Linked DNA regions of Mus musculus: region 1 is linked to region 2. A link is a contact called in ENCODE Hi-C or POLR2A ChIA-PET data. All regions are on one chromosome and are shown on one strand. Each heading gives the region's core, a stretch centred on a gene start or an enhancer-like site at or near the end of the contact. The rest is flanking DNA. Distances are from core to core; before and after follow the strand shown.

The links. Hi-C counts contacts between places; a loop is a spot of excess contacts on that map. ChIA-PET counts read pairs that join two places held with the same protein, here RNA polymerase II (POLR2A).
Region 1: a loop to region 2 is called in a map of T-helper 17 cell, with 2.1 times the contacts of the local background. The contact joins the promoter of Snx17 here to the promoter of Ost4 in region 2. A Hi-C loop is called at or near these places in 1 of 37 maps with a recorded cell type or tissue (T-helper 17 cell). POLR2A ChIA-PET finds 5 or more read pairs at or near these places in 2 of 5 experiments (Patski and embryonic stem cell).

The regions. Positions count from the first base shown.
Region 1 is chr5:31,190,567-31,194,553 of GRCm38, forward strand. It overlaps Snx17 (sorting nexin 17), which reads left to right and starts at 2,738. Exons shown (of 15, transcript NM_153680.2): 1 at 2,738-2,899; 2 at 3,303-3,377. The coding sequence starts at 2,837. It overlaps Eif2b4 (eukaryotic translation initiation factor 2B, subunit 4 delta), which reads right to left and starts at 2,573. Exons shown (of 13, transcript NM_010122.2): 1 at 2,427-2,573; 2 at 2,016-2,059; 3 at 1,587-1,722; 4 at 975-1,181; 5 at 799-881; 6 at 583-674; 7 at 271-385; 8 at 16-92. The coding sequence starts at 2,457.
Region 2 is chr5:30,905,794-30,910,239 of GRCm38, forward strand. Ost4 (oligosaccharyltransferase complex subunit 4 (non-catalytic)) reads right to left here and starts at 1,995. Exons shown (of 3, transcript NM_024460.4): 1 at 1,872-1,995; 2 at 1,606-1,743; 3 at 723-973. The coding sequence starts at 1,742. The coding sequence ends at 1,629. Agbl5 (ATP/GTP binding protein-like 5) reads left to right here. Exons shown (of 16, transcript NM_001374737.1): 16 at 323-871.

The DNA of each region.
Region 1 (3,987 bases), core at 1,488-3,987, 290 kb after region 2:
CACGGCTGTGCTCACCTGATGTAGGGTTTTAGTTTATTTACAAGATCCCTGGAGAGTTCCTCACTGGGAGGTGTTGTGTAATCCTGAATCACCTAGAGAATACAAAACACCCCTTAAGGAAGATCTCTACTATGGGACAGGGGTAAGCTTCACTAGGGAAGTAAGTGTTCAGATTGTGAGAGTCATTGCTTCTTTGTCCCAGAGAGGACCATCATGCTGGGGCAGTCTTAGGGAATGGGGCAGGGTCATGGAGAATAGAACTGGACGTACCTGCTGCAGGGCGTGAAGCAGTGCGATGCACCGGGCATTGGAGCCACTGATGAGGCCCTGGGAGTACTGCAGACCGAGTCTCACCATGGCTGGGTGGATCACAGAGGATGGGATGCTGATGGGATGGCGGTGTCACATACTTTTTAAGGGAACTTGAGTACCTCTTGGCCCCTGCCCCTCATGAGAAGGGGCTTCCCCATTTCCTGTAGTTTTGCCTTGAGTTTGCACCCCACCCACCCACACATCCCATCTCACAGTTCCAGTCACTTTTAACACTGAGTTCCTCAATCTCCTCCGACTTAAAGGTCCTACCTCATGTACTGGGTCAAGGAGCTTTGTCTGCTGTACTGAGGCAGGTGGGAGAAGAGACTGACTTTGGATCCGTAATCCTTTCGTGTAGGAACCTCCATGAAACAAAGAGACATCATCAAACGGGACTGGGTGGGCTATTTGATCCCAATACTCCGTGCTTTTCCAGATCTTTTCTTTGCCCAGGGCAATTCTCCAGGTACCAAACCCACTTCCTACCTGTTGTCGATCTGGCTTTCTAAGGAGCCTCCTCAGAAGTGTGGGGTCATCAGCTGGGGTGTGCTCGGGGACACGCTTCACTCCTAAAAGTTAGGGAGATGCTTTCAAGACTCTATACATCTCGAAACGGGAGCGTTTGGGTAAGTGGAGTGTGAGAATGAAGAGGAGAGAGATACCTGAGGTGGTTTCTCCAGCAGTGCTGGGGCAGGCCTGAGGAGGGACGCCTCCTTGTTCCCCTTTTCTTGCCTGTTTCAGGGCCCGCTCTGCCTCCTGCTTGGCTCTCCTTTCGGCGCGAAGTTCTGCCTTACTCCGGCCAGCTGGAAGTTTCTCCCCAGCAGTACCTCCCAGCTGACTACCAGGTCCTGGGAGTTCTCTGATTGGGTCTATGAAATACAGAGGGAAGAGGTGCCTGGGCTCTAGGACGGTGATCTCTTTGCCCCAACCAAAGTTTCCCTTTTATCTATTTTTTTTCCCTTTCTTGACTGAGGCTGGAATTCATCAGAGATCCACCTGTCTTTGCTTTGGCCTTAGTTTCCCTTTTACCTTATCTAAGTTTTTTTTTTTTTCCTTTTTTGACTGAGGCTGGAATTCATCAGAGATCCACCTGCCTTTGCTTTGGCCTTAGTGCTGGGGTTAAAGGTGTGCTGTAAGCCACCACCAGCCAGCACCATCAGGCTCTGCCTTCCAAGTAACCGCTTTTGTACTTGCTCAAACCAACTTTGTTCTATCTCCCTTTGCAAATCCCTCATCCAGCATCCTACCCCCGGCCGTTTAAAGCGTCCCCGCACCTTGCCGTTGAGCTGCAGACACAGCAGAGCCAATTTCTTGGTCTGCCCCCTTTTCCTCCTTCCGTTTCTTCTTCTGCTGTTTCTTTTCTTTTCGAAGCTGAAGCTTCTCTTCTTGGGTCAACTCCCGCCCTGCTGCCTGAGACACAGACACGGGAACTGCTCTACCCCAGGCCATTCCAAAGGTTTATCAAGATGCTTACTAGATTCCCCCAAGGTTAAGTTCCTAACACTCTCTGACTTCTGTTACAAGTCTACGTAAGTAAGGAGAGAAACTTCTTCAGTCATAGTCACACACCGTTAAGCTCTGTAAAATCTCCCAGTTCTACTAAGAGATGAACTGAAAAGGATGGGAGATGGGGCCAAATGAAGGTGACACAGCTTTCTGTGTAGCTCTTGACAGGCGACTTAGGAGGTCTCTCCCTCACTTACCCCGGGCCGAGGAGAAAGTTCAGTCTTCATCTCGGATCTCGATTCTGCATCAGAAAACAGGGCACAGAGTGAGCCAGACAGGCTCCGGGAGGACTTGGGGAGACTCGTCGGCGCAGCTGGCTGCTGGGTTGGCATGACCACAGCTCGGCTGCCGGGCGCGAGGCGCTCTGGGATCCGCGTGGGGACGCACTGCGCGGCAGGATCAAAGGACAGGCGTGGGAGGAAAAGGGTCAGTCACCCTTCTGGGAACAGCCGGCAAGCAGCACCCTGCTGCGCCCTAGATCTTGTAAACCAGAGTCCCGCGACGTGCAGAAACCCGGCGGCAAGGCCCAAAGGCGCTCCGGACCCCGCATCAGCGATCCAGTGTTCATCTGCTCTTCTACCACTTGGTGCATCTAGCCCTTCACTCACCTTCGCGAACAGCCACCGCCACCGCAGCCATGACTGTGGGTCCTAGGCTCCTCCCGCCGAGGTCACTCACACTACAGCGCCACCTGGGCTGCTGGCTCCCCTGATGCCTCCCGCGGAGTCAGTCCCCAGCGGACTACAACTTCCGGCGTGCACTGGGTCCCGCCCAGGACTACGGGTCGCGGTGAGGACCAAAGGATGTTGGGTTCCCAATTAGGAGCGTCTCCGGCGCTCGACTACAGCTCCCAGCATGCCGAGGTTGCTGCTCGCAGAGCCGTCATCCTACAGCCTTCCCACCTCGGAGTTCAGGCCCACCAAAATGGCGAGCTGGGCTGCGGAGACGCGCTGAGTGGCAGAGGCAAGCGAGCAGAGGCGCTGCGAACCTGGTAGTACGGAGCTCTGCCTTAGGGAACATGCACTTTTCCATTCCTGAAACGGAGTCCCGCAGTGGGGACAGCGGCGGCTCCGCCTACGTGGTGAGGAGGTGCTAGAAGCTGGGCCAGGGCGGGGATAACGGGCCGGAGCTCTCGGAGCGGCCTCCAGCCTTCGAACCTCACTGGAAGCCATCTCATGTCTCAGTTTCGTACTTAAGCCACCCCAAGCTCCAATAGGTTCTTCTTTCCCCGGCCAGGCCGCGACTGCTCTGGCGGTGGGCACTATTGTCATCTCCGGGAGGGATACTGCCGCACAAGCGCCCGAGTGTCCTCGGGACTGGGCCTTCTGCTTGAAACCCGGCCCTGGGGGAAAAACAGGCTAAATCCCGGGAAGTCTCGGAGCGTTGCGCAGACGGATATGTCAGGCAACTTCCGGACAGGTTTCTGGGGCAAGAGGTGGTTTGCACGTCGATCCTGAGATGTTTGCCTGCTTTTGTGTCCTCAGGCCTATAACATTCACGTGAATGGAGTCCTGCACTGTCGGGTGCGCTACAGCCAGCTTCTGGGGCTGCACGAGCAGGTGGGACTAACAACCCTGTCTAGATGCAGCTTCAAGCCCTTCCATACCCACGGACATTAATCCCCTTTCATTACATCACCCTATAATCACTGCTACAGTGGAAGGTGGACTTTGTTAGCGTGACATTTCCGGAAACTCTCTGAGCGGCTTGTCTCTCACAGTTCCTGTACTTCCCTATACTCACACATCCTTCCTTCTCTGAGCTGTCTCCTTTTTCATCCTTTGCCCCTGCATGGAAAAACTGAACCCTGTTAGTCAAAGCACATTCCTTCTGGCACCTAAACTATAACTTGGGAATTCATTCCCCGGATTAATACAAACCATTCGCTGCTTTCCTTGTGTGTTCTTGGTCCCATCAGTGTATAAGATGTCCAAATGTTTCCCCCCTCACCAGATAGTGAGCTCTGTATAGATAGTGAATCTCTAGAGAGCCCTGTTTCTACTAGATGTCAGTCCTGAGCAAGTTAATTTCTTCCCGCCTCAGTTTCTCCAGATAAAAAGTAGATTCTTGGATCAGCAAAGTCCCTTCAACACACTTGAGTATGCTATGACTTTATTATCTGTGCACATAAGTGTTCCCTATAAATGTTCTCTACTGAGCAGTCTTGCT
Region 2 (4,446 bases), core at 745-3,244:
TCTCATTTCTACTATTCCTCCCCCCCATTTCAGCATTCAGGATAATCTTCTCCCTTTTCATTGATCCCAAAGACTAAATGCACTTTCATTAAGAATCTAGTCCCTGATTTTTATTGTACCATGGACTCAGTTTTCACTTCAAAGCATAACTTCTAATTAGTCTCGAGACACTGGCTAGCTGACTCTAGTGACTGGCAATGATGAACCTGCCTCTCCCTACCCAGCTTCACACTGCCCTTTTCATTTCCCAGCCCCTGGCTAACAGACCAGAAAAAGGGGGTTGTTTCCACAACCCTGATTTCCTGTCTCTTCTCTGTTGCAGGCTGCCTCAGGCCGGCCCCCCACGGCCTCGCTCTGCCCCCGCCTTTTCTCCTATTTCCTGTACTCTATCTGACTCCCCATCCCGGATTTGTTACAGCAGGGGGCTCTTGAACCAATGTGAGGTTTGTTTTGTCCCTAAATCACCACCACTCACTATTTCTCCCAGGGTCTGATAATGCCTTTACCTCCATGTCCAGGATGTAGCCCTAAGGTGAGGGAACACAGTGAAATGATACGTTAGTCCCGTCTTCCAGCTGCTGGTACCATGTGACAACCATAGCTCCTTGGAATGTCGGCCACACTGTCCAAGGCCTTGCAGAACATCACCTTAAGACAGAACAAAACAGGGACCTGCTCCCTCCCACTCCCCCACAGCACAAGATTTTGGGACCACAAAAAAATATATATCTATATATATATATCTATATTTTTGTATTGGGGGGAGGGAGTAGAAAAGAAAGCAGCCCCTATACTGGGCCCTATTCAGTGGCAGCTTCTTGCTCCATAGGGTTAAGGAAGACTTTGAGGAAATAAAAGTTGTTTGGAAAAATCCAGGTGTAGTTGCTTTGTATGCTGTGATGGGTAGGAGAGATGAAGTGAAGTGTGAAGGCCCTCACACCCTCCATCTTGCCTCAGACTATGTCCTGGAACCCTAGAAAAAAGGGGAAAGACCCGAAGTAAGGAAAATGCTGCAGCTTCCTTGCAGGGCTGGGGAGGTCCTTAAGGAGCCAGCCCCCATCTAACCCATTCCCTTTATATTATTTAAGCACACTTGGTTTCCAGACTATGCTCCCTCCCTTTTTTCTCCATGCTTTCTATTTGTAGTCAACCCATAAAACGTCTTTGGCTTCAGAACATGGAAATAAGTCTCCATCTTTCACTACCACGCCCCTCCCCCAAATTACTTAACGCCTCAGGTTCCGTGGGAAAGTGGGACTGTTAAGGGCTTGATCCCCCTATATTGGCAGTTACTGCCTTTATTTGTACTGGTCAGCGCCTCCGTGTAACCATACCCTATAACTTTGGCCTCTATCTCCTGGAAACCTCAAAATGGGGAATGAGGATGGCTCCGAAAACCCATCTTCATTCAAAGAGTAAGCCGTTTAGGGGGACTGAAGCAGAATACATCAAGGCACTGTACACAATGCGAACGAAGGAGCTCGGTTCTGGGCTATCAGGCTTGGCTCGACACTTTCTGACTTGAAGTTCCCTAAGAGTGTAGGCCCTGGATCGGCCTCACCACTCAGCTGTCCAGAGTCTGAGCGCTACTGCCCCGACCGTTACCTGGGGCGGAGAAAGCGCCACTTTCATTCCTGCTTCTTGGGGTTGTTTACTGCCACGTAGTGATAGAGGACCACAAGCAAGAAAAGCGACACGCCCAGCATGTTGGCGAAGATGGCGAGCTGCACGTCCGTGATCATCCTGTGGACAAGGGGAAGGACTGAGCCTCGATTCACGCACTCCTTGCTCTCTCACTAAGCCAGATCCTCGCCACCACGATCCAGCCTCCGCCGGGCTCGCCTATGAAACGGCGCCTGCGAGCCCCTCACCTGACCAGCTTCAGCCGACTCCGACACTACAGACGCACAAACTCGAGGTAGGCGACCTGAGCCGGAACTTCGTAGTGCTAGCTGGGGAACAACGCGGCACTTCCGGCTTCTCTACCCTGCCGTCTCGTCTGCTCCGGCGGCGCGCGCAAAAGAGCCGGTCTTAGGCGGAGCCTAGAATGGCCGTCCTGCGGCGAGGGCGGAACGGGGCGTGGTCCGCTCGGCAGGGGCGGGAATCCCGCCCGGGTCGCAGCTGGCTGCAGCTGGCGCGGCGGAATCCGCGGTTAGCTTCAGACGCTGTGGTGACAGCCTCCCTGGAGCCCAGGAGTGGGTTTAGGCGAGGGTGCAGCAGGCGGGAGGCTGGGCCTGACCTCTAGGCTCCGACCCACTTTCCTGCCCACCCTTCGCTTCCCTGCTCGACCCAGCCAGGTGCTTCCTTAGGGTCCTGCCCTCCCGGTCCCCTCCCAGGCTCGCTGGCGTGGGGATGGAATGGAAGGTGATGCAGAATAGGGACAGGATTGAGGAGGCTAGTGCCCTCACGGGTGGTAGTCTTTCTGAAACCACAATCCTACCAAAGAGGCGGACCATGACAACTTATTTGATCAGTGCCAGTTTCAGGCCAGTGTGGGGTGGGCGTCAGAATTAGGGTGGACTCTCTGATAATCAAAAACCAAACGTGGGGCCTCGGCCAAGTGGGAAATCACCCCACGGGTGTGAATGAGGGGGTAGGAAAGGAAGGGCTGGGACAAGCCAAGAGGGGTCGTAGGTTTGTGGTGAGGAAGAGAGTTGGCTGCAATAGACATTCAGACATCCGAGGGTCATTGGTGAGGGGAGCAGCACCCTGAATCTCTTCAGCCCTCTATCCAGCGAGAAGTAGGTTTCCCCCTTTTTGCTTTCTCCTTAGCTTCGCCATAAAAGGGAACGATGTAGAGCCAGACAGGGCCAGGGGCTGGACTGTTGCTCTGGAGCTGTCAGGGGTAATGGAAGCCAGTTGCCCTGCGGTAAAGGGGGGGCCTGGGCTCAGGGGAGGCCTCTGCTTCTCTGAGCCAAAGAAAACTCTACAGGAGCTGCTATAGGGCTGGAGCAGCTGGGACAGGGGACCAGATTGCCTCCTGTGTGCACAGTGAGCTGGCTTGCACTATTCCAATGTTGGTTTCTCTGGTCTCAGACTATCAGTGGTTTGTGTCCAGTTTGCTCATAAGCTCAATACTTGCCTTCAGTAGTTAGTTTACAGCTGCCTACCTCCTCCCACCATGTCCAGCCACCACCTACTGTTTCCCAGAAGTTTCATATTTAGAAATCCCGGGCCTACGTGCCCTCCACACAACATGGTTAAAGCCTCAGACGTGCTCTCCCCAGGCATTCCTCTATGAGTTTGTGTGTCCTCAGCTCTGTCCTGAGAGAGTGATGTCTAGATTTTAGGATTACACATTATTATGCTTCGTGTCTCCTGGAAAATTGGAGCAGATCCAAGTCCAACCACTTAGGTATGCAATTGAATCAGAATTAGTCTATGGTTTTAAAAGAAGCAGTACCTCTAGGCTGCCCGTGGCCCGAGAAGCCAGCTTCAGCCTTCAAAGAGCCAGAGCAGGGTGCATAGCATCCTAGACAGCACAACTGAGAGGCGCTTCCACGACTTGTTACTGTTATTTTATTTCCTTATTGGTAAAGAAGGAAATAGGTCCAGAAGGTAATCTAACTGAGGCCCTGCAGCTGGCTAAAGACAGTTCTTCTGACGTCCCCCCTCCCCCACAAACACAGTAGTTCGACTCAGGAGGTTGTCCAAAGGTCGGGGACAAACGGGAAAAGATTTATTTTAGAACTACCCAGAAATGACCTTTGCCTCCCTTTCCCTTCCTGTGCCTAGGTCAATGAGTCTTTATCAGCTTTCCGTGGGTCATCTGGCCTAGCGCCTGAAAGCACTGAAATAAAAACTAGTCTCAGGACCAAACTAGACTCAGCTAAGAAATGGCAACGCTTGATAAAAATCCTGGATGGAAAAGTATGTGGGAAGAGAGACCGGAAGAACCTCATGCTGCCAGGACTTGGGGAAGGTGGTGGGAAGACACTTGTGGAACTTAATCCCTAGTTAATATGATGATTTTTTTAAAGTTGCAATTTAAATAAGATTTCATAATGTAGCCCAGGCTGGCTTCAAACTCAGGATTCTCCTGCCTTTGCCTCCCCAGTGCTGGGATTACCCGTATGAGCAACTACAGAGTCTGCGGTTTAGGATGGAGAAAGCCATAACCTTGGGGAAGGAGGGAAACTAGTCCTGAGTCGCAGGGTAGTCAGCTCCTAACGTATTCTACCTGGAGAGCGGCCTCGAAGGCAAAACAAACAAACAAACAAACAAACAAACAAAAAACAAAGTGCTTGCATTTGGCAGCCATGGAGTGTGGCTTGAGATTTCTCACAAATGGGTTGGCAAAATGGCTCAGAGGGTAAGAGCACTGACTGCTATTCCGAAGGTCCTGAGTTCAATTCTCAGCAACCACATGGTGCCTCACAACCACCCAAGTTGAGATCTGACACCCTCTTCTGGTGTGTCTGAAGACAGCTACAGTGTACTTAATTA